Linked DNA regions of Homo sapiens: region 2 is linked to region 1. A link is a loop called in an ENCODE intact Hi-C map of the cell type or tissue named here. Cell type or tissue: Calu3. All regions are shown on one strand. Links, peaks and the distances in the headings refer to the core of each region. The heading gives the core; the rest is flanking DNA. Region 1 overlaps FIGN (fidgetin, microtubule severing factor). Region 2 has its middle 350 kb from the start of KCNH7.

The links. Hi-C counts contacts between places; a loop is a spot of excess contacts. Peaks named below come from ENCODE experiments on the same cell type or tissue, not always from the same donor. Only the 100,000 strongest peaks of a DNase experiment are listed, where the experiment ranks them.
Region 2: a loop joins it to region 1, with 6 times the contacts of the local background. A loop is called at or near these places in 4 of 110 quality-filtered maps.

What each region holds. Positions count from the first base shown.
Region 1 is chr2:163,602,080-163,618,213 of GRCh38, reverse strand. FIGN (fidgetin, microtubule severing factor) reads left to right here. Exons shown (of 3, transcript NM_018086.4): 3 at 6,408-15,603. The coding sequence ends at 8,662. Among named protein-coding and RNA genes, the nearest start is that of FIGN, 130 kb to the left of the region's middle. In Calu3, for the core only: no CTCF peak of the experiment used is centred there; a DNase peak (open chromatin) is centred at 6,813.
Region 2 is chr2:163,183,330-163,199,463 of GRCh38, reverse strand. No RefSeq gene overlaps it. Among named protein-coding and RNA genes, the nearest start is that of KCNH7, 350 kb to the right of the region's middle. In Calu3, for the core only: a CTCF peak has its summit at 7,886 (motif pointing left); a DNase peak (open chromatin) is centred at 7,873.

The sequences.
Region 1 (16,134 bases), core at 3,575-11,574:
TTCTTAGTTTTAATCTCTAAAATGTTGAGTCACAGGAAACATCAAAAATAAATAAAATACTTTGAAAACATTTGAAAATGTTGACACCTTTTTGATTAAAGAGATTATGCTCTTTGTTTTGCTCAGAATGAGAGAATTTCTGTATCTTTCTTGGAACCAACAGTCCCACTGGAAAATTTCATTTACAGTTGCTGTCCTGAGGTTGAAGGAAAACTGACTTATAAATTCTGGGAGTGATTTTACTTTTTTTCTGTCTAGCCAGTGTTGTTTTGTTTTGTCTTTAATGCACCCCTGGCCTTTTCAAAATAAAAGAATACTAAGAAATGTTTGTGTAGCAGTTCACAGTTGGGAAATAGTTTCACAAAATATTATTCAGGTAATCTTAATAGCAATACAGTAAGGTGAAATAATACCATTATTGTCCACATATCACAGCTGAGTGAGTATGATGTGCTTAAGCAACTTAACCAAGATTAGAATAAATAAGTGATGATGTAAGCAATGCTGCCAGTGGTCTTATTCTACAGGCTGGAATTTTCACCGTGAAACAAAATTCTTGAACCTTCTTTATGTTCCTTCAGTCCCTTTCTATCCCAACAATCTATCAATGGCTCCAAATAAAATACTATATTATGCAAAATAGTATCCAATCCTATAAGACATCATTATAAGTGAAACATCAATCGAAAAGTGAGGATGTCTGGAATGGTTAGGTCATTTTAAAGTTCTGTTAATCTCTAAAATCAAAGAGTCTAATTTTGGAGAATTTAGACTGTGAAATTGTGAAAAAGAGAGTTGAAAAGGTTTCATCACCTTATAGAAAATGGATCCTCCTTTTTAGCATTGAACCACAATGCTTTGTACATAGTTCATCTTTTATTGACTAAATTTAAAATTTGACAGCCCCTCTGTTACATTCAGCTTATAAAATCTTCTAATTTTGGTCCTCTAAAGATGGAACAAAATTAGGTAAAAATGATACGTAATTTCAGTGCTTCTTCCTCACTTTTTTCCCTTTCTGTTACTTGTAGATTTTATGCCATATTTTAAAGCCAAGAATGATCGGGGAATGGGCTGAAGAAATTTCCAGATCAAATGAGTTAGTACTAGTAATACTAGATAATGCTGTGTTGGCCTCTTGGCTTATGAGGATGAGTAGACAAGGCTGCATTAGTCTCCTCAAACATTTCATTTGGTCATCACTCCCATTGAAGAATGATAATAAGTAGATATTGCACAGGGCCAGTTTGCAGTGCCAGGAGGTGTACAATCCTTCTTTCAGAAGGTTCTTCACTGCATAGACCTGTATTTTTAGCCAATGAATTTTCTACTTTCTACTGGAAATTTTGAATGCTCTGTATGTTAGTTCTGCCATTTCCAACCCAAGAGATGATAAATCTGTTGCATCAGAAAGAAGAGGCTGTAAAGTATTATAATTACTTTACAGTATTTACCCCAGTAGTGATTGTTTTTCAGAGAAACCCTTGCTAATATTATATTAATTTTTTTAATGTTAAAAAATAATGAAAGGTTCAGAGGTGCAATAGCTCAAAGAAATGTAATAGGTGTAGTAATGTTGTCATGCAGGCCTGTGTGAGTGCTATGCATCTGTTTTAGAGCAGGCAAACCTGCCATGCCTGCAGGTGTTTGCCTCAGGTCCCTGCCCTTAGGAAGTCTGAGAAAACCTACAAATGAAGGCAGAGCCCCTAGCAGCCAAAATTACCCTATGGGAACATTGTAAAAGGGAGTAACTATTTTAGACCTGATGAACTGTTGAATAGTACACGTATATAAGGAGTGGGTTGGGTAGTGAGTGCCTCACATTGATATTTCTATGAATATATGCTAAAAACAGATTCTAGAAGACCTAACCTTTTATTTCCAATTTTCCTCTCATTTTGAAAGTTGCTTTTATACCCTTCATTTTTCTATATTACTGTTTAAAATTTTATAGCTGTGGCAGAACTTCAGAGGATGCTATAGTTGTTTTGTTTCGAAACTAGTTAAAGAGCAAAATGGAAAAAGTAAAGCAACAAGGCAGTAACTGGTTAGTAATTAAACCTAAGTTATCAAATGGTCAGTAATGGTAAGAATGGCAAATGTTATCCGTACTATCCAGTTATATAGGAAATATGGATTTGTTCATTTATATATACATGGAGTCATCCCATAACAATAAAATAAGAACAATGCTCAGATGTTTTACTCTAGTACCTGTCATTCCTATGTAACACTTAAATTATCTTAAAAGCAATTTTCTATTAGATTGTGTATTTTCAAAAAACACGTTGCATGATGAAATTTGCCAGCTGTATTAAGATTTTTCTGATCCTTTCAAAAGTAAAAATTGATGTTTTGCAACAATTCTTCAATTATCTTTAAAAACTATTTTTCTTACTTTCCACTGTTTTCTGAATTTTTACTGTACCTATTTAAACTATTTCCAAACAACAGTAGGAGTTATTGTTCTAAAGTCATGCTTCTAATAATGTTAAAATAGTATTGTTTCTGAGATCCATCTCCATGTTCTGAAGAGAAACCATATAAAAGCTGTTTTTAAAACTCAACCCATTATTTGAGTGCCAAGTTAAGTGACACAGGTGTATTGCTTCTGACTCACACATAATTGCAATACAGTCAAACAAAGCAGGATGTTTTTGTTGTTCAGAAAACATTTGGCTCTGTGGTTTTGTTCCATTTCATATCAGAAATAGCACCACCAATAAACACAATAACAATAACAACAAAAAAATAAATTTGGTTACCAATTTCCAGTTAGTGTTAAAATTCAAGGAACCAACCAAAAGGCTCTGTACTTCGAAGGCCAAGACAATCTCCTGAACACTGATTTCCTCAGCTCCTGCTAATATCAAGAATTAGTTTGTGGTTAGATTAGCTTATGCTTTTAAATAACATTAATGATTTTAAAGCACTGGATAAATTCTCGTTTCAGGGGATATGAACAAGTCCATTGCCTTGTATTTAAACAAAATACAATTTTGCCTTTTGCAGCTCTGCAAAGGTTATTGTTATTTACTATGCATCAATAAATAATCTTTCAATTATCTTGTAAGCACATCCAAAAATAGCATGACAATCAAAAGGCAATGGTGTATCCAGTAATTGTTCCAAATAGATAATTTTGATAAATATGATCTTTGCTTAATTTCAGGTAAAAAAGAAATCTTACGAAATTTAGTTTTGCTAGACTTAAACCATGCAAAAATACCCTATGAAATGGACACTCTATTTAAACTGTATACTACTGTCTTTTACAGTGATTATAACTTATTAAAATCATTTTTTCATCTCTTGTATGAATAATATATTTACAAGAAAACATTACTTAAGCTAATACAGGTGGGGGGTTCCCACCTCCTGTGTTTTTTTAAAAAAATAAGCAGTTTCATTTGAGTTAAAAAGTATATTTCTTTATAATATTTGTTATGTATGTTTATTAACTTATGCTAACAATGGCTTAGCTCAGCAAACTGAAAGGAAGCCGTCCTTTAACTTATGTGTGCGTACGTATGTGTGTGTGTTGTGCTAAATTCCATTGCCTGTACTTCTAAATTATTTGTTGAGCCCTTTAAGACTTTTTTTTTCACGTTTTTCTGTATCAAACTAATCACATTTATACTCACAGCATATGTGTGTTCTTATTTTCTCTACTCTGTATTTTGATAATATTTTAAAGAAAAGAACCATAATAGAAATTCCCTAGAAATAATTTACAGGACTAATGAATTTGTAGGTCTCTTAGACAGTTCTACATTACAGTCACATTAATATTCTCTCCTTTTTATAAGGCTTGAAGTAAATCCCACGACACTAGAAGCATTTAGATACTGATTACTTGCGATTGGTTCCTGGTGATTTGCTCTTAATAATTTCCAGTTGAATTTAATGAAAGTATGATTCCTGAAATGCTGCTTCATTAAAATTGCAGCTTTTCCCCTTTAAGTGTGGTTTCGGTCATTTCACCCATTTTGCGGTGTGTTTTCCTCCCCCTTAAAAAGTAATGATTGAGAAAGCAGAAATAATTAAGAATACCACTTTAGTTCTCCCTGGAACTCATCCTCAGAGTTTCTCTGAGTGAAATGATGCAAGCTGCATTTCATCAGGATTTTATAATACTATTTTCCCATTCAATGAGATTATTTAATAATATATAAAGTTTTAAAACATAAATATGAATTTTGGGGGTAGTTGAGGGAAATTGAAGAAAGAATCTGTTGCATGTACAAGAGAACTGAGGTCTTTAGAATTTTTACTAATATGTATATACATATATTTAGGTTGATTAAGTTACACTGTGCAGCATTCAGACTTAATTTAACTGAGTTGTGATTTGCAAATGAATATCTACATGGATCCTTTTTAAAAATCAAAATGCAAATGAGTACAATTGCAGTAAAATATATTTGCAAATGAATCCTGTTGCTTTATTCATTTATTGTGTAATTACTGCAATCCTTCCCACCTTGTTTTCAGTATTTCTTAATCATTAAGTCGGAAGCATGACAGCAGTGCCAGCCCTGGCATGATTCTCTTTGACTAAAACCTTGTAAATTAACACAATTAGCACAGCATCATCCTGCTAATTAACTTCCAGTGTCTGGTGCAGTGGTTTTGCAAACAAGGAAGAGGGAGTCAGAAGGGAATCAACATGCCATTCTGTTACCAAACTGTGTGTTATGTTCAGTTTATCGCAGTAAGTCAGAGCCGGCCATGTCAGAAGCCAGAGTCAGGCAATGAAGAGCCACAGAGCTTGGAGGAAGAGCACAGAAGGGGGTAGAAACTGACAAAATAGACTGTAGTAATTCAGAAGGGGGTTGATGCCACAGATGCTTCATGTAGACCAGGCCTCCTCCTTATCAAGGCATCTCTGCCAGAGGGCACAAGACAGTTTGCAAAATTCACTTTGGGTAATACAAAAAAGATGAAGGAGAGATGCTTAATATAGCTGTACCAGAATAGGAAGTGTTAAACCAAGCAGAGATTAGACTGAGATGAGCCAGCAATGGGAAAAAGGAGAACAGGGTACCAGTCCTCTTCTGTAACTAACTGTATGTGAGACCTCGAGGGTACATTATAAATCGCTTTGGGCCCTGGTTTCCTAATCTGTGAAATAAAGTAATTTCTAAAGTCTCTTTACAATTTAAAATTCAAATTATTCTGACTGCTTAGTATTTTTTTCTTAAATGAGAAAATGCTCATTTTGTAGTTTGCTACATAGTCAACTTTGCTTCACTTAGTAACCCAGCAGATGATAGAATTACCCAGACCATCTCATTATCTACTTGTACTCCTCTAGCGTATGCCCTACGTGGTTTCCTATAGAAATTGAAAGAGTTAGAATCCAGAATCTCTCTCCATTCTTATCTTCCCTTTCCCCTCAGTTTCCTTTCTCTCTCTCTCTCTCTCTTTCTCTCTCATATATAATATATATATATATATATATGAAGATGTATAAGACAGGATGTGTATAAATACACACACACACACACACACACACACATTCTCCCCTCTTAGTACCTTGCAGGCTGTAAGGGGAGGAGGGATTATAAGAGAAGGAGGGAGAACGCTAGAAGACCGACAGACAAGTGATGCTTGTTTTTTTTTTCAGAGACTCAACAACAGAACTGAGAGGCAGAAAGGAGCCAGTTGTAATTCATACCGAGTTGTAGGCTTTGTGCGATGAAAGCGATGGAGCGCTGCCTGGGAGATTGCTTTGCTGCACTCCACGAAGCAGATTTGAAACTGTCGTGGACCACTTTAGATGAGAGTTGGATTATGGAATGACCTGCTATGTCTGTGTCATATTGTTCTGCGCAGGGAGCATTATACTGTGCTAACTAGGTGTTCAGTACCAAATAAGAGAGGTATCCTAGATGTGATCTGTCAGCTGTGTCTCATTTTTATATTGCTTAAAATGTAAAACAAACTGTGATGTGAACAGACAGAATAGCTAGATATTGTACATGTTAATACTGCCATGTGCAAGATATTTAAAATGTCTGCTTATTTTAAGAACCTATGATTGAATTCTAATTTGACAGGAATGTGTGTGTACATATATATGTGATTGTGTATGTGCGTATAGTAGGTAAGCTGATGGGCTTGACAGAAATAGATTTACTTATTCCTTACAAATGCAAAAAATATAGGTAACTACAGAGTTATATTTTAAACTCAGTGTGCTTTTTAAACAGGGCTGAAGTTTAGTCCATTTTAAAGAGTACTTATTATAGGGATCATAATAGGTATTATAAACAGTGTAGATCTTTTAAAGTATGCATATCATTAATGGAAAATAATAGGTAACAAAAGAAATTGGGGGAAAAGCTTTAAGAGTTCTGATGCCTATTTAAGTAAATTAACTCTTTTCCCCCCAAAATTCTTAGGCTTGAAGATGCAGTGGACGCCAGAGCATGCCCAGTGGCCAGAACAGCACTTTGACATCACCTCAACCACTCGGTCTCCTGCCCACAAAGTTGAAGCCTACAGAGGTCATCTGCAGCGCACCTATCAGTACGCCTGGGCGAATGATGACATATCTGCTCTGACTGCATCCAACCTACTAAAAAAATATGCAGAGAAGTATTCCGGCATTTTGGAAGGTCCTGTGGACCGACCCGTACTCAGCAACTATTCGGACACACCATCAGGACTAGTGAACGGTCGGAAAAATGAAAGTGAACCCTGGCAGCCTTCCTTGAATTCAGAAGCTGTTTATCCCATGAACTGTGTTCCGGATGTTATCACTGCCAGCAAAGCTGGAGTCAGTTCAGCCCTCCCTCCAGCAGATGTCTCTGCGAGTATAGGAAGCTCTCCTGGGGTAGCCAGCAACCTGACAGAACCTAGTTATTCAAGTAGTACCTGTGGAAGCCACACTGTACCCAGTCTTCATGCAGGGCTCCCATCTCAGGAATATGCCCCAGGATACAACGGATCATATTTGCATTCTACTTATAGTAGCCAGCCAGCACCTGCACTTCCTTCACCTCATCCGTCTCCTTTGCATAGCTCTGGGCTACTACAGCCCCCACCACCACCTCCTCCGCCACCAGCCTTGGTCCCAGGCTACAATGGGACTTCTAACCTCTCCAGTTACAGCTATCCGTCTGCTAGCTATCCTCCTCAGACTGCTGTGGGGTCTGGGTACAGCCCTGGGGGGGCACCGCCTCCGCCTTCAGCGTACCTGCCTTCAGGAATTCCTGCTCCCACCCCCCTACCCCCCACCACTGTTCCTGGCTACACCTACCAGGGCCATGGTTTGACACCTATTGCACCGTCGGCTCTGACAAACAGTTCAGCAAGTTCTCTCAAAAGGAAAGCTTTCTACATGGCAGGGCAAGGAGATATGGACTCCAGTTATGGAAATTACAGCTATGGCCAACAGAGATCTACACAGAGTCCTATGTACAGAATGCCCGACAACAGCATTTCAAACACAAATCGGGGGAATGGCTTTGACAGAAGTGCTGAAACATCATCCTTAGCATTTAAGCCAACGAAGCAGCTAATGTCCTCTGAACAGCAAAGGAAATTCAGCAGCCAGTCCAGTAGGGCTCTGACCCCTCCTTCCTACAGTACTGCTAAAAATTCATTGGGATCAAGATCCAGTGAATCCTTTGGGAAGTACACATCGCCAGTAATGAGTGAGCATGGGGACGAGCACAGGCAGCTCCTCTCTCACCCAATGCAAGGCCCTGGACTCCGTGCAGCTACCTCATCCAACCACTCTGTGGACGAGCAACTGAAGAATACTGACACGCACCTCATCGACCTGGTAACCAATGAGATTATCACCCAAGGACCTCCAGTGGACTGGAATGACATTGCTGGTCTCGACCTGGTGAAGGCTGTCATTAAAGAGGAGGTTTTATGGCCAGTGTTGAGGTCAGACGCGTTCAGTGGACTGACGGCCTTACCTCGGAGCATCCTTTTATTTGGACCTCGGGGGACAGGCAAAACATTATTGGGCAGATGCATCGCTAGTCAGCTGGGGGCCACATTTTTCAAAATTGCCGGTTCTGGACTAGTCGCCAAGTGGTTAGGAGAAGCAGAGAAAATTATCCATGCCTCTTTTCTTGTGGCCAGGTGTCGCCAGCCCTCGGTGATTTTTGTTAGTGACATTGACATGCTTCTCTCCTCTCAAGTGAATGAGGAACATAGTCCAGTCAGTCGGATGAGAACCGAATTTCTGATGCAACTGGACACTGTACTAACTTCGGCTGAGGACCAAATCGTAGTAATTTGTGCCACCAGTAAACCAGAAGAAATAGATGAATCCCTTCGGAGGTACTTCATGAAACGACTTTTAATCCCACTTCCTGACAGCACAGCGAGGCACCAGATAATAGTACAACTGCTCTCACAGCACAATTACTGTCTCAATGACAAGGAGTTTGCACTGCTCGTCCAGCGCACAGAAGGCTTTTCTGGACTAGATGTGGCTCATTTGTGTCAGGAAGCAGTGGTGGGCCCCCTCCATGCCATGCCAGCCACAGACCTTTCAGCCATTATGCCCAGCCAGTTGAGGCCCGTTACATATCAAGACTTTGAAAATGCTTTCTGCAAGATTCAGCCTAGCATATCTCAAAAGGAGCTTGATATGTATGTTGAATGGAACAAAATGTTTGGTTGCAGTCAGTGATAACTTCTTTAGAAAAAAAAAATGTAATGAATGTTGGCACACACACATAAAACCTGCTACATAGGGAATAGAGCCCCTTTCCAGTAGAGTTTAAATTGCAAAGGGTACTGGGGAAGATGACGATTAAGTTGCATCTTTAGAGTCAGGGTAGATTTGGAGGAAAAGTGCATCAAATGAGAGCTTCTGATTTGAAAGCCCCAGATGACAGAAAGCATATGTGGATGCTCAGTTCTGTTCAAGCTAGACAACACTCACCAAGGAGCAAGGTGCAAGTGTGTTGATTTCAGAAGGACATGAACCTCGTGTGTTGATTCCATTCTGCTGTTCTCGAGATTTAGTTGCTGTCAAGTGCCTGGAGTGGTGCTTTATTTTTTGTTTGCCTCACAATTACATTGGTGGCATGTGCTAATATAAAGAGCTTTAACTTCAAACATTATTGGACTAAAGAGATGAACAGTTGTGTTATGACAGAAAACCAGATTTTTGCCATTTTAAGAGCAACAGTATTCCTCAATCCTGTCTGTTCTGCAGTATTAAGCTAAGAACAGGTAAAACAGGGTAACGGTAATCTGGACCTTAATTTCTGCAGTTCATTTCTTTTAATGTTCTTGTCTGCAAAAACTCAGGAAAGTGATTGTGATTTGTACAGTACCTCAAAGGAATGTGTTGAAAGCACTATGTACTGCTGAGAGTAATAGGATAGGCTTCAATGTTACTTTATATTAAAATGTATGTTTACCTCAACAATTGGAAAATAGCAAGGAAAATTACTTTGAATGTATCCAGAAAAATACTGAAGTGTGATACAACTGAATATTTACAGTTTAAAGTAGAAATGGAAGGATTTTTTTAAGTTCTTTTACTAATTATGGGGAATTAACCAGAGCAGAATAATTCTTTATGTCAATAACTGCAAGAGTTCTTAGTACATTGCTCCTTGATAATTAAGTGAAAATGTTCTTAAAAGGTACACTGGTTAATTGAAAGCTACTTATTCAGTTTGTGTTAGTGTCTAGACCTGTCAGCCACAAGACCTGTTTAGGACCCTGAAAGTCACAGTACCTAAAAACTATGACTGCCTTTTTATTGCATAGGTGGTAGTGGTGGTGATGGTGGTGGTAGTTTGCAAGTTATCTCTTAAAACTGCTGGGAATGGTGTCATTCTATTCACTAATCTAGCTTATAGACTTGCCGTGCTGTTTGATAGAATGCAGAGGATAGCAACCAAAACAAATACACAAATAAATAAAAACAAAAACCAACCAACAAACCAACTTACATACACATATATATATCCACAAAGAACCTCTCCATCTCCTCCCCTTCTTTTTGACTCCACTCTTGTCAGTGCAATTTTGCTTCTCATTTTGAAATCTGGGCTGTAGTGCTCCTGCTTTATTTCTACCTCAGTTTTGTTACATTTCTCTTGGAAAGTAAAGTAGAAAATTGGAAGTGGACACACACACTGCAATGTAGCTTGCCAAACATGTTACTTTGTTTTCTTCCATCTTTCACCGTAAATCTAGTTTCCAAAGACATCAGCATTTGTGCTTACTTCCACCTCAGTCTACCAGCCCCACCCCTACCCATGGCATAAGTGGCATTTTTCTTAATTTCCTATTTTTCTCCTGCTCTCTGTCAAGTTGTTCTTTGTATCCTTTAATGCTTTATGTGCAACCTTTCATTGATAGTGGGCTGATGTTTGGCAATGCTTCTGAACTGTCACAGAGCAGGCTGTAGCTTTCCACAGCCACTGCCCATGCATAAGCAGAACAGCCTGGCCTTTTGAATGTATTTTCCTGGGTTTTTTCCCCTTTTCTTTTTTTAGTTTAGAGATGCAGTAACAAAACTGTTGCAAAGCACTGGCATTTTATGTATTCAATAAATAAGTGATGTACATTTTTAAAAAAATTTAAATAAATGCAATGAGAAGCCCCAAGAAAGGCCTTTCTGTTTTTTTTTTCTTACAAAAATTTTTACCGATCTTATCCACAATATCCAATTCTCTGAAACACTTAACATAGAGAAAGCTCATGAGGGATTTCTTATCTCTGAAATTTTATGATGCTTGATCTTTACTCCCCTTTTTTTATTTTTTATGTTGCTAAAAACTGAGCAATTGAACCAGAATTTAATTTACTGTGACATTCTGTCAATTAAAGCTGTGCTTAAATATAAATATTCCATATTAAAAAGCAGTGCCTTTCATTAAGGATACAAAAAATAATACTTAAATACGCCCTCTGCTTTTCGCAAGTGAATAAATGCTACAATCGTGTTCTGGGTCTACCCTGTGCATCCCTTGTAAGGAAATTCTAATATCCACATTAACTTGTAGGTTCATATTGATCTCACTGACAAGTTTACTTTTGCACAGTGCTGACCTATTTTCTGACTTTTAGACATTATATTTCATTTCCGCCAACATGCTGTGTTCACTTGAAAGCGTCTGGCAAGTTTTGACAAACCCAGTCTTATTTAGACAACTTTGGAAAATCCAATATTGACCCACATTTTTTTGTGGCTAGTAAGATTTAATGCCAAATATATGACTGCACTATTGTGTTTTACACTCATTTATAAAACTGAAAATAAATTGAAGTCATACATCTTGGCTTTTAGCTTTAAGTGACTTAAAAATTAGAACTCTGAGTGACTTAAAAATTAATTTGAGATGCAAGTGGTCAAAAATCCATGTATTTAGACAGAAGCTGAAGTCGTATGTGATTTTCATTTAGCCTCACAAAATCCAAGATTTGATCTCTTAGGAAATTGGGCATGTTGAAGAAATGAAGATCTGTTGGAGGAGATATGGCTGACCTTTGAGTAGATAGTGCTCTCCTGTGATTCTTTGATTCTGCATGGCAGCATTATGAGCTCTTCTATAAACTAGCTTAATAATGAGCTCTATTCTGACCATCTATTCTGGAACTTGGAGTGGGGGTGGGGTACCACATCCTCAGAAGTGAATGTGTACAGTCGGTGATAGTACAACTGAGTAATGGGGCTTCATACCCTTGGCCTCTTTTTGACTGCTAAGAATTTGGAGAAGGCTATTAATGAAGGTAAGGTAATGAGCCAGTCCAAATCCCTCACTGTCTGGCTAAGAGATTGAGCCATTCCACTTTACAGCCCCTAATTCCCTTCTTCCCAACTGCAGCAACATTTCCAACAGGGACAAAAAGGAAGTGAAGGAAACCACTTCAGTATTGGGATCAATAGAAATTCAAGAGGTAGTTCATAATGACCTTATATGTGACACAAATGGAAATACTCTACACTTCTGGCATGCTTCTCTCCCAAATATTTAGAACATTAGTGACAATATGAAAAACTTTGCTGACTGAGCTGATCAATGGAATGTGAAGGCAGTATACTTTAAGGCTATTTACTTTCACACAGAATGTTTATCTATTAGTCAGTTTGTATTCTACTCAAATGCAGATAGACGGGTATAATGTTTTCTTGTGCATTTGAAACCTATCAAGGAGAAAATAAACCATTCCACTAAAATACATAGGCCAAACACCATCTGGGAAAGTGATAAAAGCTATCCAGAGGCTATGCTATGTAAAATAGCAAGGTCAATTTACATGGGTTGCATAGTACTTGGCTATGCAGTTTTCAAAAGAACACATCCAAAAAAAAAAAAAATCCAAATTAGTTCCTATAATAGGTCTTTGTAAATTTAAATATATTTGTGGGTTGGAAAATACGTTTTTAGAGACATTTAGAATTTCTTTCTCTAAAAATGTATCCAACTCCAAGCAGAAAGAGACTTCTGTACTCACATTCTCATGTTTCTTAGAATTGGGTAGCATGATCATTGAATCTGTATTTTGCAAAGTGAAAGGGACGCAGCTTGTTGAACTATTGAGGCCACTAAAGTAAAGTTCTAATATATATATATAAATATAAAATTAGTGTGTGTGTTTGTATGTGTGTATGTGTGTGTGTTCTTTCATCACCACCTAGTTGAACTTTAAAACAGACGTCTACTTTTCATTATTCAGAAGCAACTTGTTACTTCCTTTCTTCATATGTGCAGAGATACACATGATCATGTTACAATTTGAAGTGTTTTAATGTGTTTTTTTTTCTTTTGAAACGTAAAGCCTTCAGTTGTTGAATCATCTGCCGATTTTTATATGAAGCACATTAGCAAACCTGGAGCTATTAGTATTTCAGAATTCACAACCAGCTGTACTTGTGACTAACCAACACATGAACTGAAGCTCACACTTTGCTAAGACCTTTGGTTGACATTCGATTTTGAACCTGCCAGATGCATTTGTGTGAACCAGGGATACTGCATCTTTAATGAACAAGTCTCTCCTCTTTCCCCTGTTTTTAAATACAACACAAGCAGTGTAGCACTAGGCACTGCAATTGTCAAAGACAATTAGACTGGAAGCAGGAAAATTTCACCTCCCTGTCTCAGTGATATGTAGAATGTCGGCAGCATGGGTCAGCCTTGCCACAGAGTTGTGTGAGAATATATGAATCAGTCCTATAGAATGTTAAATATTTATAAAATGGTTCTGTAGTACACCAAGGTTGGGAGCACATTCATTCCTTCTTGTTGTCTTATGATACAAAAAAAAAAAAAAAAAAAGCAAAAGTTTATTTCTGGGCTTAAAACTCTCCCTCTAATATCTCTCTCTCTTTTACCCCCATTCCCCAACCATTCTTCTCTCCATCCCTCTCCTCTCCTCTTCCTCTCTCTTCTCTCTCTCTCTCTCTCTCTCTGTCTCTAACTCTCGCTCTCTCTTGTATGTGGGTGTGTGTGTGTATGAGTTTCCACTGTGGATTATATACACTTGCTAGAGAATATTCATTTCTTTTTTTTCTTTTTTCATCTGATGTATATTCAAACATTGTTCTTTATAACCATTTCTACCTCATTGCTACATATTGTACATGTAGTATTTATTTGTTGTCTTTTTTTGAATGTCATGCATTTCGTAAGAAAAAGACTTGTCCTTGAACTTGAACAGTCTACCTCAGAAAGACTGTCTTTACACTGAACAGTATTAGCAACCTAAATGATAAGACGCATTAGTGAAGTGTGGCAGGGTAGATAATGCACGAGTACTTGGGATACTGATGGACTTTTAATTGTATTCATAACACAAGACTGCTTAAAAGAACTTAAAAGAAATTATGCACTGTGTAGGTCTTCATCGAGGTCCCATTTGGGACATTATATACAGAATAGAGCTTTATTCCTATGTGCCCATCTCTGAGAAATGTGTTAGCATTCCCAAGTATTTTACACTGGCAATCTGGCTACTTAAGACAAACAAATTCAAACAACATTTTTATATTTTGACTGACACCCTCAGCTCCTAAATTTAAGAGAAATAATGGTACTTAACTATTTTCAACTATAGTCTTCAGTGATTGAAAATGCCTTCATTTTAATTCTGTGACTCCTGATATAAATTAAGAAAAACAATGCAGTTGCAAGGGCCTGCACAACACTGAAAATAAACCAAAAATTAAAAATGGCACTTCCCAAAGGAATTAACAAACGTGGAGTCATGGTGCTTGCAAGTTCCATAACTGAAAGCATTTTGTTTCTGATTTCCCTTTATAACATGTATTTGTTTATTGAAGCAATTGTACAACTAATGGCACATTGAATTACTTTGTATGAAGTGTTTTATATTATACTATTTATTTTAGCATTCGTTCTTTTTCTTCACCAGCTCTATATTACAGTAGCAAAAGAACACTTAGTTTTAAAAAATGCTGAAAGGGGTTCACCACCCACCCAATCGATGAATGGACTTTTGAAGTTGCTTGTCAGCAAATTGTGGATATTTTACAAAAGCAAATGAACTGTGACAATCCACAACTCCCACAGATGTGAATTCAGAAATGCATCTGAAACTCCGGTATGCCTGACAATCTATTCTTTAAGTTTCATTAACAAAGTGGCATCCAATCCTTTCACTTACAATTCCTTGCAGGAATGTATTGTCTAGAGGCTGTCTAGTAGTGATTAAGAGAGGGTTTTTGTTTTGTTTTATTTGTTTACTGTATTAGGTGAGGAATGCCATATTTCTTGTCAGCCAACAGTACTTGTCTGAGACAGAAATTTAAAAAAAGAAAAAGAAACCTAACTAATTAAAATTTCTGTGCACTTTGCTTCCCTGACCATATTGATTTTATTTGCTTAAATTGAAACAATACGCTGGATTTGACCAGATTTTGACCCCTTGAAAGAAGAAAAGCCCTATATAGTACATGTTTCTTTGGGTTATTCTAGTACTGTTTCCTTATTTGTTCTGCAAATTTCAAATCATTTTTTTGTGTGCATTATTTTACATCTGCTGAAACTAAATGTGTTATTATTGCACTCATTAAAAATGAAACAATCCATTTCTCTTGGAAAAAAATGACAAGCTTTAGATGATGAAAGCTTAAATTATCCATCACTTGCAAAATGAATTCATATAATTTGTGAACATTATTAATGTAAATGAGACATTTCTGCTTAGATTTTTTTTATTTTGATGGGATCATTATATGGTTGATCATATGTGTGTAGGAAGCTGCTGTACAATTAACTTGGAGATCTGAAAATGCTTTTTGTCCTCATTGTTGCAGTTTCAATTGTAATCCATTGCATCTCATTTTCTTGGGTGTTGGCACTGTAATATATTAAAAAAAAATTCAGTGCTCAGTATTGTAACAACTGTCCCTACTGAATATTCCTTTTCATAAATACTTGCTACCACAGGGAAATTAAGTTTTCATATAGAATAACTAGTTTCAGTAGTAACCATTGAAGAATTAAAAATGTGGTTCAAGGCAGATATTTTTATGAAAAGTTTTCTCTATTGTAAAATTTGTTGTATATGGCTATGCTACTATCATGGAATAAGAAAAGAACAAGCATACCTCAAATAAAAAAAAATTCTGAGTTAAAAAAATTGCAGTTTGATTTTTATCATGAACCCGAGTTATCTCATTTTTCCCCTACCCTTAGCAATAGTGTCAGAAATGAGAAGCTAAATCTTTGTTTTGGATTATAAAGGCAAAATAATAAACACACAGTCCCTAGGATATTGGTGAAAACTTGGCACTGTTGACTGGGTCCAGTTTTAGACGGTGCTGAAGTGTGAGCTGTCACTTGATTTGCAGTGTTCCCAAAGGAAAAGGTAGAACACTTGGCAAAGCTGCCATTGATTTAGAGGCTGAGTTACACTCAACTCACAAATGACTGAATCCTCTGGCATGGGACTGTTAAGATTTCCCCCTCGTGAAGATGCTATTGTCCTCCCATGTGAAGAAGCACTGCTTTATAAAATGAGGTGGCAGAATAATTGAAGGTCAGACTCAAAATAGAGAGGCCTCCATAAATATTTTCTCAGTTCAGAAACTGAATCTATTGATAGCTAACCGTAAACCTAATGAGTGGAGAAACACCAATATTAAGACATACCTTTTAGAGGACAAACTCA
Region 2 (16,134 bases), core at 4,406-12,405, 420 kb after region 1:
TCTATAAAAGAGAAGAACACATAAATTCTCTGGTTTATGGCTGGGTAAGAATCTGGTAACTCTGCCTACAGAGGAAGCTTTTTAAAAAAACTCCTGAGCTACATGAATGTAATTTGAAAACCATTTATCTAACCTGTGCAGTAGAGAGTTCCTGGTTCTAATTCTTTACCCATCCCTGAATCCACATTCTTTTCCCAGGTAATTGCAGTTCCTTCAACTAAAAGGTAGAGTATGTATTTCCACTCCTTGACTCAGGGCTCAGCTATGTGACTTACTTTGGCTAATGAATTTAAGTAGATATGATATTAGCAAAGGCTTGAATTGTGTTTTTATGGTTGAATGCACTTCTACATTCTTCATGAGAAGAACGTGCCCCCAGTAAAGCAACACTCCAAGCAGGATGACAGACATGTGGTGCAGAGTTCAACTCAACCCACTTCTTGGAGCCAAGACGATCCAAGCCTAGCTGAGCCTAGCCTGGCTCATCCAAACCCCAGCCAACTGGCAGATTCATGGACAAGAATAAATGATGGGCTGTTTTAGGCCACTGAATTTTGGGATGTTTTCCTGAGCAAAAACAGTTAACTGACACACCTCTTAACAAGTTAAAAAGAAAAGAGACTATAATGAAAGTTACTTGCAAAAGGAAAGAGGCGAATATGTAACCAGTTGATTTCATTTTCAGATAGGTGGCCCTAATAACATGCTCCTTATTTCAAATTTAGTTTATATAGGGAGCTACCCTACACCATGGTTTCATTTCAGAATGGCAAAGCTTATATAGTCTCAATATAAGCAGAATTAAGATGCTATTAGAGAATTAAGCTTTGTTTATGCTTTTTGTTATAGTTTTCTAGAGTGCACTTTAAGCATTGGCTACAAGCCACATTGGGACATTAAGTAATCACAATACTAACACATTTCAATATTCAGTTGGCAACAAGGCCTACAATTACAGTTAAGCTGTTATTCTCTGTGTCTGCAATTACCAAACCAATGATAAGGAGATTTTCATGATTGCCATTAAGGGTTTAATTATGACTGAGTTAGATACAAGAACAGTTGTTAGCTAGACATCTACTCATCCCTGTGGGTAAATTGGCCCATCTGAGGAGAGGGCCTAGAAAGACAGGCCAAAGTAATAAAGGTAGCCAATCAGTTAGCTGCATTATCAGGACTCAGGACACACTCTTGCTCCCTTTCAGCAACTTCATAGGTATGAACCACTAAGTACCTCAGTATCTTGGGATTGACCTCAGGTGAGGGCACTCTATTGTTCTGATGCAATTCTATTGCTCTAGCGGTCTGGCTACTTCCCCTGTAACAAAAGGGTGGAATAAAAGAAAATTCTTAGCACCTAAGTAATGACAGACAAAGTAAACACTTTGAGTTGCCTCAAGAAGAACTGGAAGACTGGATCACAGATTCATTGGTTTCATTTATTGAATGTTCCTGTCACTTTAAAGCCCATTTACAAATATAATCCAAGATTATTATTTAGTTACTTTATTGTAAACCATATCAAACAACTTGAATCTAAGCATGTCAGAGGAGAATGTCACTGTTGTTTGACAGGTTTGTTTATTGGCAAATAATAAGCCTAAAGTGCCATTGTTGTTGTTTTTTTTTTCCAATATGTGGAATCCAGACAACACTATAAACAAAGGACCAATTAGAAACAGCAGAGACAGAGCTTTATTGTGGAGTGCTTTGGAAGAGCTAGTAGTAAGAATGTTAGATCAAAATGGAACTAAGCAAAGGTAATCTGATTTATCTGAGCATTTGAAGTACATATTGTCCTGATTAGTTGTTTGTTTGAAAAGGATAGCAGTGATTATAACACAGACAAAAAACAAGTTTTTGCTACATAAAAAAGGAACATTATTCATTTTCCATATGCCAAAGTTATATTAACAAGGATACATTGAACCACAGTTATGGCTCTAAATAATTTTTTTTTCTTCAGCTCAAACCTGTTTTCCCATTTTAAATATTTTAAAAATAAATTTGGTGAGTTTTAGACTGTACCAGAGCATCAAGAATTCTCAATAGGAATTTCATGTCACAATAAATTATATTTTTCAAAAGTATCTAAAATTTGGCTTAAACATAAAAAAGTAAAATTATTTTTACATTAAAAGCACCCTTGAAAATTAACAGAAAAATGTTGCACTTGAAATTACCCTAAAAAATCAGTAGCATTTCTAGGCACAAATGATCTAGCTGATAAAGAATTCAGAAAAACAATCACATTTACCATAGCATCAAAAATCACCTCAGAATAAATTTAACTAAAGAGATGAAATATTTGTACACTAAAAACTGTAAAACATTAATGGAAAACATTGAAGAAGACACAAACAGATGGAAATATATTCTGAGTTGATGAGTAGGAAGAATTAATATTGTTAAAATGTCCATACTACTCAAAGCAATATGCAGATTTAACACAATCCCTATCAAAATTCCCATGGCATTCTTTACAGAAATAGAAAAAAAAAGAAAATTCACCTGAAACCACAAAAATTAAAAAAAATATATAGAATAGCTAAAACAATACCGAGAAAGAACAAAGGTGAAGGCATCACACTTCTTGATTTAAAATTATATTTCAATACTATGATAACCAAAACAGTATGGTACTGGCATTAAACAGAAACATAGACCTATGGAACAAAATAAAGAGCCCAGAAATAAGTCCAAACATATATGGTCAACTAATTTTCAACAAGGATACCAACAGGAAATAATAGGGGAAAAACAGTTTATTTCATAAATGGTGCTGGGAAAACTGGATTTCCACAAGCAAAAGGATAAAATGAAACCCTCATCTTACACCATACACAAAAATCAACTTGAAATGGATAAAATACCTAAATTAAGACCTGAAACCATGAAATTCCTAGAAAAGAACATAGGAAAAAAGCTGAACCTTGGCTTTGGCATGATTTTTTTAAAATTTCACACCAAAAGCCCATACGACATAAGTGAAAATAAGTAAATGGGACTGCATCAAACTAAAAAGCTTCCACAAGCAAAAGAAACAACAAAATGAAAAAGCAATCTACAACTGGGAAAACTACTTGCAATCCACATATCGGATAAGGGGTTAATATCCAAAATTCATAAAGAACAATTACAATTCAATAGCAGAAAAATAAATAACCTGATTAAAAAACGGGCAAAGAATCCGAACAGATATTTCTCCAAAATATATATATATATGATCAACAGGTATATGGAAAGGTGCTCAATATCACTAATCATCAGAGAAACGCAAATGAAAACCGCTATGAAATATCTTTGGCTATTATCAAAAAGACAAGTAAGGCTGTACACGATAGCTCACGCTTGTGGTCCAAACAACTCAAGAGATTGAGGCAAGAGGATCTCTTGAGCAAAGGAATTCAGGCTGAAATGAGATATGATAAAGCCACTGTACTCCAGCCCGGGTGAAAGAGTGAGACCTCCAACTTAAAAAATATAGAAAAAGACAAAAGGAAACAAATGTTGGCAAGTGTGTGGAGATAAGGGAACCCAAGCACACCGTTGTGGGAATGCGTATTGGTATAGCTAGTCTGGAGTTTCCTAAAGAAATTAGAAGTAGAACTACCATACAATCCATCAAGTTGTCTTTGGGTATATGCCCAACGGATATAAAATCATCACCTCATAAAGACATCTGCACTCCCATGTTCAGTGCAACATTATTCACAACAGCCATGTGTCCATTGATGTAGGAATGGATAAAGAAAATGTGGTGTATACATATACAATGGAATATTATGCAACCTTAAAAAAAGGGAGATCCTGCTGTCTGTCACAAACACAGATGGGCCTGGAAGACATTATGGTAAGTGAAATAAGCAAGACACAAAAAGAAAAATGTTGCATGATCTTACTTACATGTGGAAAATATATATATATATATATATATATATATATTTTTTTTTTTTTTTTTTTTTTTTCTTTTTTTGAGACAGAGTCTTGCTCTGTCACCCAGGCTGGAGTGCAGTGGCACGATCACGGCTCACTGCAAGCTCCACCTCCCGGGTTCATGCCATTCTCCTGCCTCAGCCTCCCGAGTAGCTGGGACTACAGGCGCCCGCCACCACGCCCGGCTAATTTTTTGTATTTTTAGTAGAGACGGGGTTTCACCATGTTAGCCAGGATGGTCTCGATCTCCTGACCTCATGATCCGCCTGCCTCGGCCTCCCAAAGTGCTGGGATTACAGGCTTGAGCCACCGCGCCTGGCTTAGAAAATGTATATTTTTTTAAAGACCATTTACATGGAGAGAATGAAACAGTGGTTACCATGGAGTGGGAGGAGAAGAAATGGGAAAATGTTGGGTAAAATGTTGGGTAAAGAATAACAAAAGGAAGGTATGTACAATGAACAAGTTTGCAAATCTAATGTGCAACACAAGGTCTAAAGTATTGTATTAGGGATTTTTGTTAAATAAGTAGATTTTAGCTGCTCTTAATACAAAAAAGATAACTATGTGAGATGACAGATATGTTTGCTTCACTATAATAACCATTTTACTATTTATATGTATCCCATAACATCACATTTGTAAAACCCAAATAGACAAACTAAGATTTCCTAACAAGAAAAGAACCATAAGCTAACAAATAGGTGTTTTTTCAAGCTTCCAAGTTTGTGATAATTTATAATATAGCAATAGATAATTAGTATGAACACTATAAAATAAAAGTCTTATTATTACATTATTTAAGTAAAATAAAGTTTAACATTTTTCCAAAAAATTTAAAAATAGCCTTAAAATGAATTTAAGCAGAATTTTAAAATATTCTAAGTTAATGATTATTTAAGTTAAACAGACTCAGAATTATGCATTCATTCAATTTAAAAATATTTAAATTAATATTTACTAAATTGTTAAATAGTTCATAACATGCCAGGTTGATGTGCCTTTTTCAATTAAGCTACATGTTAGAATTTAATGTGAGAAACTAACTACTTTAAGTTGACAAACAGAAAAAGATAAAATACCCCAAACAGCAAACTGAATATAAAGCTACATTAGGAAAATGGCCAGGTGACTAAAAAAGGTAAAAGTTTTAGAAATTAATACATGAAAAGAGAGCAAGATCTAAAATACACGAAGCAATAATACAGTGCATATAAAAGTAAGGAAGATCATTCTTTAACAGTCTCCACAGTTAGACATCTTCTCTACTACACAGAATTAAGAAAAAAAAAGAAACAGAAAAACACATGTACAAATAAAAGATTATTGCATTGTCTGTTTCTTCGTTTTGCGTTTTGTTGTTGTCGTTTGTTTGTTTTAAAACACACTTTTGCAGCACTCAGTATGAACCAGGCATTAGCCAATAGCTAGATGTTTTGCAAAATCAGCTTATATGACCTTTAAAATCACTCTATCAAAGAAACATTAATATTACTCCTGAGGCTCACAGCAAGTAACAATTTGCTCAAGATCACATAGCAGTAAATAGTAGAGGTGGGATTCAAACCCAGGCTGGCTGATTCCAGAGTAAGTGCATGGAATCACTATTATATTAGTAGCTCAACTTCTTTGTTTACATATATAGCCCCACCTATTTTCATATTTTCAGGTTGCTGCAAATAAATAGCATATCTGCTATATATACTATCTATCTATGTGACATCTATCTAATATTCAACTGAACTTCAATTTCAGCCAACATGAACTGCATGCAGTTCCTTTTGGAATGTAGTTTTTCCCAAAAATTTTCCCTAAGAAGAGAGAAACACATCTTATAATTGAGTTCTCGCAAAGTCTGTTTGGAGAAGGCGAACAAGCCAGAAATAATTGTCACCAATGTTAGTTTCGAATTATTAGAAGTTACCTATAATCTATATAATTTTTTTAAATGAGTCAAATACAGGTTAACTCTTTATACCTGAACTAAAACCTGCTGGTTATGTTATTAATAGATTATAGATCACTTTATAAAGCAAGATAGTGACTGATTACATTGTGGAGATCATAGATTATTAAGATACATTACTGAAAAAACAAACAGGCAAAAATAACATCTACTACAACAACAAAATCTGAAACTCTCCTAGTGTTATGAAAATGGGTACTTGTAACTTGGGACAAAAGTTCCAGTGACAGTATCATATATTGATTCAAAAACTGTCGTATAATATATCAAAAAGTCAAGGTAAATCTTCCTGGGAAATCTTTCTACATGACAAAGATATGACTCAATTGATAAAAAAGAAACCGGTCTCAATGATGCCTGCTAAGTATTTAAATAAAATTATTTCATGGAATATGAGAGTGGAAAATGTTCCTATCTTAAAATATAATTTTCTGTAATTCAATAATTAAATTTTTGAAAGAAACACTGTACATGGACATCTGACTTTTGAATCTATAATATTAAAAGGTTACATCCAAAACTTTTCAGGTGTATATGTGCTAATTATGCAGTTTTTTATATAAATTTGAGTGTGTATTATCTTAAATATTCTGCATTTACTAGTTGAACTATTATCTGTAGTTGCTGTCCTCATCGTTTGAACAGCAGAAATGAAATCAGGAGGCTCATTCCACTAGATCTGTATCTAATTCTGCATTTTGTTGAGTACTGTTAAATGACAATATTGACTCTTATGCTCTGCCTTTAAACATATTTACCTTTAAAACTTGCATAATATATGTGTACTTTTATTTGTGTCAGTTTATAAGTATTTCATTATTTTAACAAATTTTTGCATATATATCATATACGTTTACGTTTGTGTGTGTGTGGCATGTGTGTCAGTATTAATAGTCTTATGCTATTGGAAAATTGGGCTTATGCATTTATTCCCTGAACTTGTGTCAAGTGCTAAATATATGTATTACACCACATGCTTGATATGATTGGAAAACACAAAATATTCCTGAGAGAAGAAGAAGAGGCTGCATTAATTGGAGATCATGCCTTGTAAGTAATAGTCTATCATTAAATATTTTCTGATTATTTCATCATGTAAGTGTAGTTTTTATACATGTGCCACAAAATGTAGGCTCATATGCTGGTGGAATATGGGTTTAGTCTTATTCAAAAAGCTGGGCCTTGTGGAGAAATTTAAAGAAGCTGATTGACACCAGTGAACAATGGCCTGGGTTGGGGGAATGACATAGTAAGTGTTAGGAAAAGGGCCTTATAACTGACAGGAATTCTCATAATATTTTTAAAGAACAGATAATGGGACTTGCCTGGGTAGACAAATGAGAAATAGTAGCTGCGTGTTGTATGTGTGCACATGAGTGCATGCACACCAGTGCCTTGAAATTAAGATAGGGTTGGAGTTAAGTATTGTAAGAATTTACATTTAAACTAATGCTTAAAAAGATGTCCACTGAAGATACCTGATTGAAAGAAAATACTTGATCAAAATAATGGCAACATGAAAATGGGCTATAAGTAAAAAGATTCTTATAATAGTGTGTATGAGAAACTAAAGCAGCAAGAAATCAGATCCTAGGCAAATCATGATAGGGAGATAGCTGTCAGTAGAGGAGAGGAGCCTTTTCATGATATGATGAAAGAAAACAGCAAGTTGTCCCTCTTGGAGAAAAGTGGTAACCATATATGTATTCAGTTGTCAATACAGTACAGTACCTAGGGGTTTTATTATAACTAATTATATAAAAATACCCATTGTGAGCTCAAAATTTGCATTTTTCTTTAAATTGAGAAAATAATTCCATTCCCCATCTCATTACTAGATTTGTAAAAAAAACAAAAACAAAAAACCTAAAGGCAAAATTAGGAAGGCTGAATTATATAAATCATCAGTCTTGGAGAAATAAGAGAGAAAATGCTTAAATACAAACTTCCTCCTAAGAGACTGGTCCACAGTGCCACCTTGTGTTGATGACCCAGTTCTTCTGTTTTGTGTTTTGCATTGATTTCAAAACCTAATATTTCTTCCTCATGCCAAATGACATGCAGAAGAAATATGGGTTATTTTGTCCTAATTTAAAATTAGTCAACTGAAGTACTGAAATATGAAGGAAAAAAGTATTTAAAATAATTCTTGTTTCCTAACTGTTTTGTTCACTTTGTTGCAAATTAATGCACTGTTTCCCTACTAGAATGTGGTTAATGTATTCATACCATGAAAAGAGGTATTGGGGAAGAGATGGATTCTGTACTGAATCTAAGGGTAAAGCCAAACAAAATATGATGTTTTGAAGTAATTGTAATCAAAGATAGTAATGACTATGGTGTGCACATTCTAATATAACACTGAAGTTAATTTGTATTGAGAAGTTTATATATTTTTATACCTATTTTTAAATGGGTAGAAATGATGGATGTTTTAATGAAAAAAATTGTGAATTCAATTTTTTGAGAATCATTGAAATAGAAACTGATCATATCTAAATTTCAAGTCCTTTTATTATCTCTAAGCCTTTATTATTTAAACTAACAGGTGATTACAGTTTCCACCAGTCAAATTGGATCACCTTCCATTAGTCCCTAGAAAGCTGGTAGATAAAATGCTTAGGAAAGAATATTTAGATAATAAAATACAAGCCCTATTTCTAAAGCTACTATCCAGACTTTACTTAAGCCCTACATGTCTTGGGATGCTTTGGATTGAATATTTTTTCTCTCTAGAAAATCATGGTATCCGTTTTTCCCTATCCTGTCTTATTTCGATGGCTGATTCATTTATGGGAAAATAAGCTAAAATTGGCTTTTTGTATTTTTCCTTTTCCTCCTGTTAAATAACCTTTATGTCCTTAAGTACAGCCTGACATTTAATTAGAAAATTAACATAGCATATGTAACCTATCTCGAGTGTAGTTTACCAATACACTAGGCCTGTCACTAAAATGAAAGCAAATCGCTCAGATTTTAACTTATTCAAATTAGTATAACTTTTTAATTCAAAACTTAGCTATACTAACAGACATCTGGAGTCTCTATTGTAATGAAACAAAAGATTTAGTGTATTTGGTTAATATGCCATATGTATATATAATTTTATATATTTATAATTATATGTAAATTTTAACAAAAGTTTTCCAAGTGTATGTATAATTTATATATATAACATATGTATAACTCTACTAAAAACTGTATTTCACATAGTTGTGTTATGTGCTGATAATGATATTGAGTTCTGTATACTCACTACTATGCATAATGAGATTCAAGTATTCAAAAGTAATTAACTACAAGCAAATTATCTACCTAATAAGGATAATTTTAGTTTCTATATAAATTTTACTATAGGCAGCCTTCTTCCCTTCTAGCACTCAGTCAAAATTTTTTTTATTTCCAGAATTTAAGTATATTAATTAAAATTTCATCCTCCTATGACCAATTCAACAGTATGCTTAATTATTGTCAGAGAATCTCGGTTTTTATAAAAGCACATTTCTTAAATCACAAACAAGAAATTTGTCACTAACAATTATTCAGGATGTCATGTCTTTCCTTTTCATCATAAATATTGTCATTCTTTTGCAGAATGCATATTTTTGGCTATTTGAGGTGCATTATTTTTAGGGGAAAAGCTGTTCAACAGATTAGAGAATCTGAGCTAGCCAGTGGAGAAGTTAACTACATAAGTCCACTACACCTAATTATAAAAGATGAAGGTTTTAAAATTTGCATAATTGCAACTGTTGGTAGGGGTCGCTAACATATTTGCATTATCTACTTATGTTCCATACCAACTCTTTTAAGCACCACTTTTTAAAAAGTCAGCTATGTCAGATGCTTGTAGGTGTCAGAACATCATAACCTACAACGCAGGCAATGCCTTTTTCTACATACACCCCTGGGTTCCAATGGCTTTCTAAAATCAATTTCTATGTTTTGATACTATTCCATCTTCCATCTTTTAAAAATAAAGTCTTTCTATCCATATCTGCATGTAGCAAGAGAAGTGCATAATGACTAAATCAAGTCCCAAGTATTCATTTATGCCTTTTACAAGTAATCATTCCATTAGCTGTAGTTCATAATAATTAACATTTACAAAGATTGCATTCACACAGTGAAAGTGCAGAGGTAGTCAAGAATAGGGGTTGGTATTCATCATAAGGGCCTTTATACTTTGGAGGCTAAAAGAATACCTAGATCTTAGGAAAATGGATATCAAATATCCTTTTGTAGCTACCTACTGTTTAAATGTCTAAATAATATCTGAAATAATTGAATTTAAAAATGGAAAGGTAGATTAATAAATCAGTTGTTGAAAATTTGCTAAGAAAAATAGTGATGACAATAGCTATCCTTAATTTGGTGGCTTCTATGTTCAACATCCAAGCATCTTCCACATATTATTTCTAATTCTCATTAAAGCCCAGCAAGGTAGATTTTTTTAATCCCTATTTTATAGGAGAAAAACCTAAAGCTCAGAGAAGTTCTGTAAGTTGCCCAAGAGGTTATAGAAATTAAACATGAATTTAAACAGACTTTTTATGACTCTATGGTCTGTGGTTTTTCCACCATTCCATACTGCTCTCTTCCCCTAAAATTACAACTATATTTTATGAATAACACCTTCATGTCAGAACCTTAATAATCTAGTTAATATGATAGATCATTGCTCTAACTTTTTTTTGCTAGTAAAGATTATTAGTTGTCCCCAGAATAGCATCAAATGCATTTCATTTATTTCCTCGCTTACTCAGCTAATATTGACTCCTGGCACTGTACAACATGCTACTATAACCACAGTGAGAGTATCAATTAAGAAGTGAGCAGAGGCCTAGAATATCATAATAAAACAGTAAACATTATTACACCAGTGGTAAAAAAAATAGGTGACTGTATAGGTGACTTTAGAACGTTCTTCATAAAAATGAGCAAACCAAAAAAAAAAAAAAATCAAATAGGAATTTAGAGGAAAATGCTGTGGTACAGAAAGTGTAAACCAGTGTTCTGAGGCCTGGCAAATTGCTAAAATGCATTACGACAACAAGCCAAAGCATCCTTCCCCTCTACATGACTGGGCCTGCTACTTTTATCATGTCCTGCAGTAGATTTACACGCGACATTAATGATGCAACATTGTGTATGAGTATTTGGAACACACTTTTTGGTATTAGGAGGTTTCTAAAAGAGAATATTTTAATTCTAGTTTGTAAAAGAAAATGTGTCGTTCTTGGCCTGCTCAATGTTGAGTCAGGTATAAAGACTTAGAGAAACAATTAAGAAAGGAAGTTGATTTTTAGTAAAGAAAGAAAGGAAAAGACATTTTATTTCCACAATGAGTCATGCTTTGTAGAGTAAGTGTCTGGGGAGTCAAATGGTCAATTTTTTTTTTTAACTATACAATACAAATGTAACCAGGAGTTAATTTACTCAGTCATAATGCTATATTCGTTAAAAAAAGCATTTGCTTACAAATGAAGTATGACAAGAAGATACGTTTCCTCTAATTAAAATTGCTTGTGGTATGTTGGCAATTTCCAATAATCAAGATTGCCACAGGAAGTAAGGTTGTTTCAGCTGGCTCCTGGTGAACGCATCCATTTACTTCACACTTACAGTAAATACAGAGATATTTTACTCACATTGCCCAGGTTTCCTTCAGTTTCTGTTCTCCTGAGGTAACTTCCAAGCCCCGCATTTTCTGTAACTTGATTCCCAAGCATTTTCCAGGAAAGAAAGGTATCAATGACCTGCTGGTTTTATTGTTAACTCCTTCATAATAGTATAAAGCATTTCATCATTTTCAGCTTTTTCAGTCATAGAAGTAAAAAGAAACTACATAACTAAATTCCCTTTTCCGTAAAGATAGAATATCACTATTCCATATAATACAATCTATCCTTAGATTTTTCTGAGTGAGCATCAAAAACGTGTATGTGTGTGTGTGTGCGTGCATGCCTGTTTGGTCTCACATATGTGTGTAGCATGTTTACTGTCATATCTTCATCTTGATAATAACATAGTGTATGGCTTTGCACGAGAATTTCTTCTTCCTGCAGATTTTGATTTGCTAGTTTTTGAACTCTTGATAAATTTGGTGACACTGTGGCTGATCCACTTTATCCCTGCTTTGTTTGGGTATGGTCTTGCTCTCTGAGGCACCACTTCCCCATTCCCATTGACTTCAGGAAAGGTTCATTAGGCCTGATCTCTCTCAGTCTTTTTTCTTCCTCCCCTTTCTTCTCTCTTCTCCACGCTGGACTCTGGGGCTCTTTATTCCTCAGGTCCCCTGTAGGTTAAGCCTAAGCTCTTATCCTCTCTTCTCTTTAACTCACAGTCAGCATTGGCATCTGTATTCAGTAACCCTCCATATGAATAAATAAAAGCAGGTACCAGCCTCCCAAATCTCCAGGTCTGGCTGGACAAACAGCTTGAGATGCAGCTCCTGTCACAGTTTCATGTCACCTTGGAGCAAAAAACTTCCCAAGGCTTTTGAGATACATCTGACAGTAACTTTAATTCCCCAGTGTTTAAGTTTTCCAGACTCCTACAAACCCTCTATATAACCTACAAATAATTAATATCTAAAGAAAGCCAATTTATGGACCTAGATGTCACATCAAGGCAGAAGGAATGAACATATATGTGCATGGGATAATTAAGGGTTTCTTTATGCTTTTCAAAAGGTCTGATCTGTTGGTAGACAACGAGGGTCTGAGCCACTTTGAGCAGTTGAGTAATTTGCATTTGCCAAGAGTTTTCACTCCCCACTCTGTGTATAAATGATTCTTGTTCTTTTTAGATATTCTGCCTTTTTCAAATAGTATGCTCCTTCAAAAATATTTCAAAATGATTGCAGTCTGAAAACAAATCTTGTGGTGGGTAGGCTAGTACTCTATTTCTTCTGAGGTTTGGCTCTTGCTTTTGTTTTTATACATAAGGTTTAAACAAAGTTCAGCCATTTGTATTGTTAGTTCACAAAACATTATCGTCCTTGGTATATTTAAGTCCCCTATATTGGTGAATTGGTTGGTTTGGTAACTTTCTGTTTTGTTTTGTTTTTGTTTTTGTTTTTTGAGATGGGGTCTTGCTCTGTCACCCAGGCTGGAGTGTAGTGGTGCAGTTTTGGCTCACTGCAACCTCCACCTCCTGGGTTCAAGGAATTCTCTTGCCTCAGCCTCCCGAGTAGCTGGGATTACAGGCACCTGCCACCACGCCTGGCTAATTTTTGTATTTTTAGTAGAGACGGGGTTTCACCATGTTGGCCAGGCTGGTCTCGAACTCCTGACGTCAGGTGATCTGCCCGCCTTGGCCTCCCAAAGTGCTGGGATTATAGGCATGAGCCACCATGGCTGGCTGATTTGTTTATCTTTTAAAAATTCCATTTTATCCCCGTTCCTCAATCCCATTTACCACTCTCTGAATGAGCAACCATTTAAATGTGTAGCTATTTATTATATTGTGTTCTTGGTAGGTGGATATTGACTTATGTGGATATATTTTAACATGAATGATATTGTTAGATAACTTTCCATTTTCTACTTTTATCCACCATGTTTTTAGTACCCATTTTAGGTTTTAGGTATACAGCTCATTGACTGTTTTTAACTGCTGCATAATGGTCATGTTGTATACCTATCACACTTTGTCTATCTGTTAGAGTTCTGAGCTTCAACTTCTGAGTAAACAAAAACAGACAAATATCCTAAAGGTTGTTTTTTCCTTTTTACTTAGACTTTTTTTCTTTTTGGTGTCTATGCTGTGAGAAGGGGGATATAATGACTTAATGATGGAAAGAAAAGGAGAAATAATACCATCAGTATGAGTCATTTAGGATAAACAGGATTAAGTCTTGGGTGTTTGTGATCCAATATTGTATAGCAATAGAGTCTGCAGGTTTATATCTGTTTAGACTTCCTGGGTGCTAATCTTGGCATATCTACTTACCATTCACTGACTACTTACCAACTAGTAACCTTAGATTAAGTTACTTAAACCTTTGAGTATCAGTTTCTTGTCAGTAATATGAATTAAAAAAATACACATCTTAACGTCATAATGCCACAACTTAATACTATAACTAAATGCTTTAACTGGTCATATGACCCTACTCAACACTAGGAGACCAAAAAATGAAATCTCATTAAGTGCCTAGAAGTTGCAGAGCCTGAAATATTCAGCGAACATCCTTAATGACTACCATATGCCTCACATGGTTGTTGTAAGGATTAAGGGGTTTATTTCTTATCCTGTGGTTAGTACAGTACCTACAACACAGTAGACACTGAAAAAATATTAGCAGTTATTTTATAGTTCTTAATAAGACATAAAAGACCTTTCATGCTTTCCAACACTCTCCACTTAAACATTGTGTTCTATTACTTTCCAGGCCTCCCTTTTCCCCACATGTGACAAGACAAATATGCCAACACTTTCATCATGTTTCAGATGAACAGTACCCTGCAGTAATACCTTGATCTTCATTTTATTTCTTTTGGCTCTTCTAGCCATTGACTCCTTGCCTGTCCTGCCATTATAACTACATCTTGACCATTGGATCTACGTGCCCTACTGATCTTGATGACAATTCACTCACAGATGTCTTTATTATGACTTTCTTTATATGCTTTATCACACAAATAAAATTATTGTCCAAGCTAGCACATTTTTAAGAGTGAAAGGAGAGCAATAAGTAAAAACCAGGGCTGTGTCAGGGAAACTGGGAGGGATAGTCACACTACTTTCTCCATTTCAGCAGTAAATTAATGGGTGTTTTAATAGCATCCTATGTCCTTCTTATTCTATAGGGAGTTAGTTTATCAGAGTAATCTTTGCCCTGAGGATTTTCTCATTTTTTCAGATACCTTGAGAATCATTTTTCTTGAGCTCCCTCTCCTTACTTCCTCCTTCCTCCAAAGTTAGTAAATTTCTTTATGTTCCCAAAGCCACAGGGGTATACTTCAAGTTGTATGGAAATTATTTATTTACACCTCTAGCTCCATTGTAAAGTTATGAGGTCCTTGAATTCAGGTATCTCATTTCATTCGTCTTTGTATCCCCAAGAACTTGCAGAATCCTGACACATGCTAGGCAATCAATGTTTGTTGCATGGATGAATGCGGTCCCAGAAATGTAATACCTTAATTAAGAGAACCAAATCATTAGTGGGTTGGGAAGTGGGTATTTCAAGCATTGTGGCAGGACAGCTGGAGACAGATTTTGAGGAAGAAGGTATTTGTATATTGACCTAAGATTTCATGTTAATCAATTTTCTTGTTTACATTTGAATCCTGGTTCAAATTCACTTGTAGCATTTGGAATCACTAGTTTATAAGAATTACAGTGTTCTAAAACTATCTTTATAGGATAATTTCAGATGTTTTTGAGCTGCAAATGTTTTAATACTATTAATCATATAAATCTTTAGAGGACTGAAACCCTATAAATAGCTGGCATTTTTTAATTGAACAAAATCTCCTAACTCTGCCACCAATTGAATTGAGTGGCCTTCCAAAAAGTCTTCCCCAAAAAGAGTGGCGGCAAAACTTTTAAAAGGTCAAAATTTGCGGAACACTTGTAATTCTCATTGGCATCCACTTTCTCTATTTTATGCTCCCTTTTTTTCTCCTACCCAAGGCTCTTCATTATTTCAAGAGCCTCCTCATTCGTTTCCCTAAGTCTAGTCTCTGATACCTCCAATCCATGCATCCATCTATAGTCATGTGGCTAGTGACTGCAAAACAGTAATTAGATCACATGACTTCCCTCTTCAAAATTAGCAATGTTATTAATTTATTATTATTGAAATTATTATCAAAAATAAAATAGCAGTGTATCCATTTAAGTTCTTCATTAATTAGTTCTAATTTACCTTCCTAGAGTAGACTCTTACTGCTACCCACCATAGTCTTTGCTCTAGAGTCACACAACTTCCTGAATGTAACATGTTCTGTCACAATTGTGTATCTTTTGTATTCTTCCTTCCCTCCCTCCCTATCCTACCGAAAAAAAAAAATCTCCAACATCCCTAATTTTTCAATCCCCAATTTAAATGGCACTCTCTCCTCTCATTCTATTTCCATAGTTTTACAATTTTATCTTAATTTAGCTTTTACATTTCCAATGGATTTTAAGGTTCTTAAAAATAACTTTCATGTCTTTTTTAATATTTACCTCTTCCAGCGTTGACTTAAACTCCTGCAAATTTTAGTCAATGACTTCTA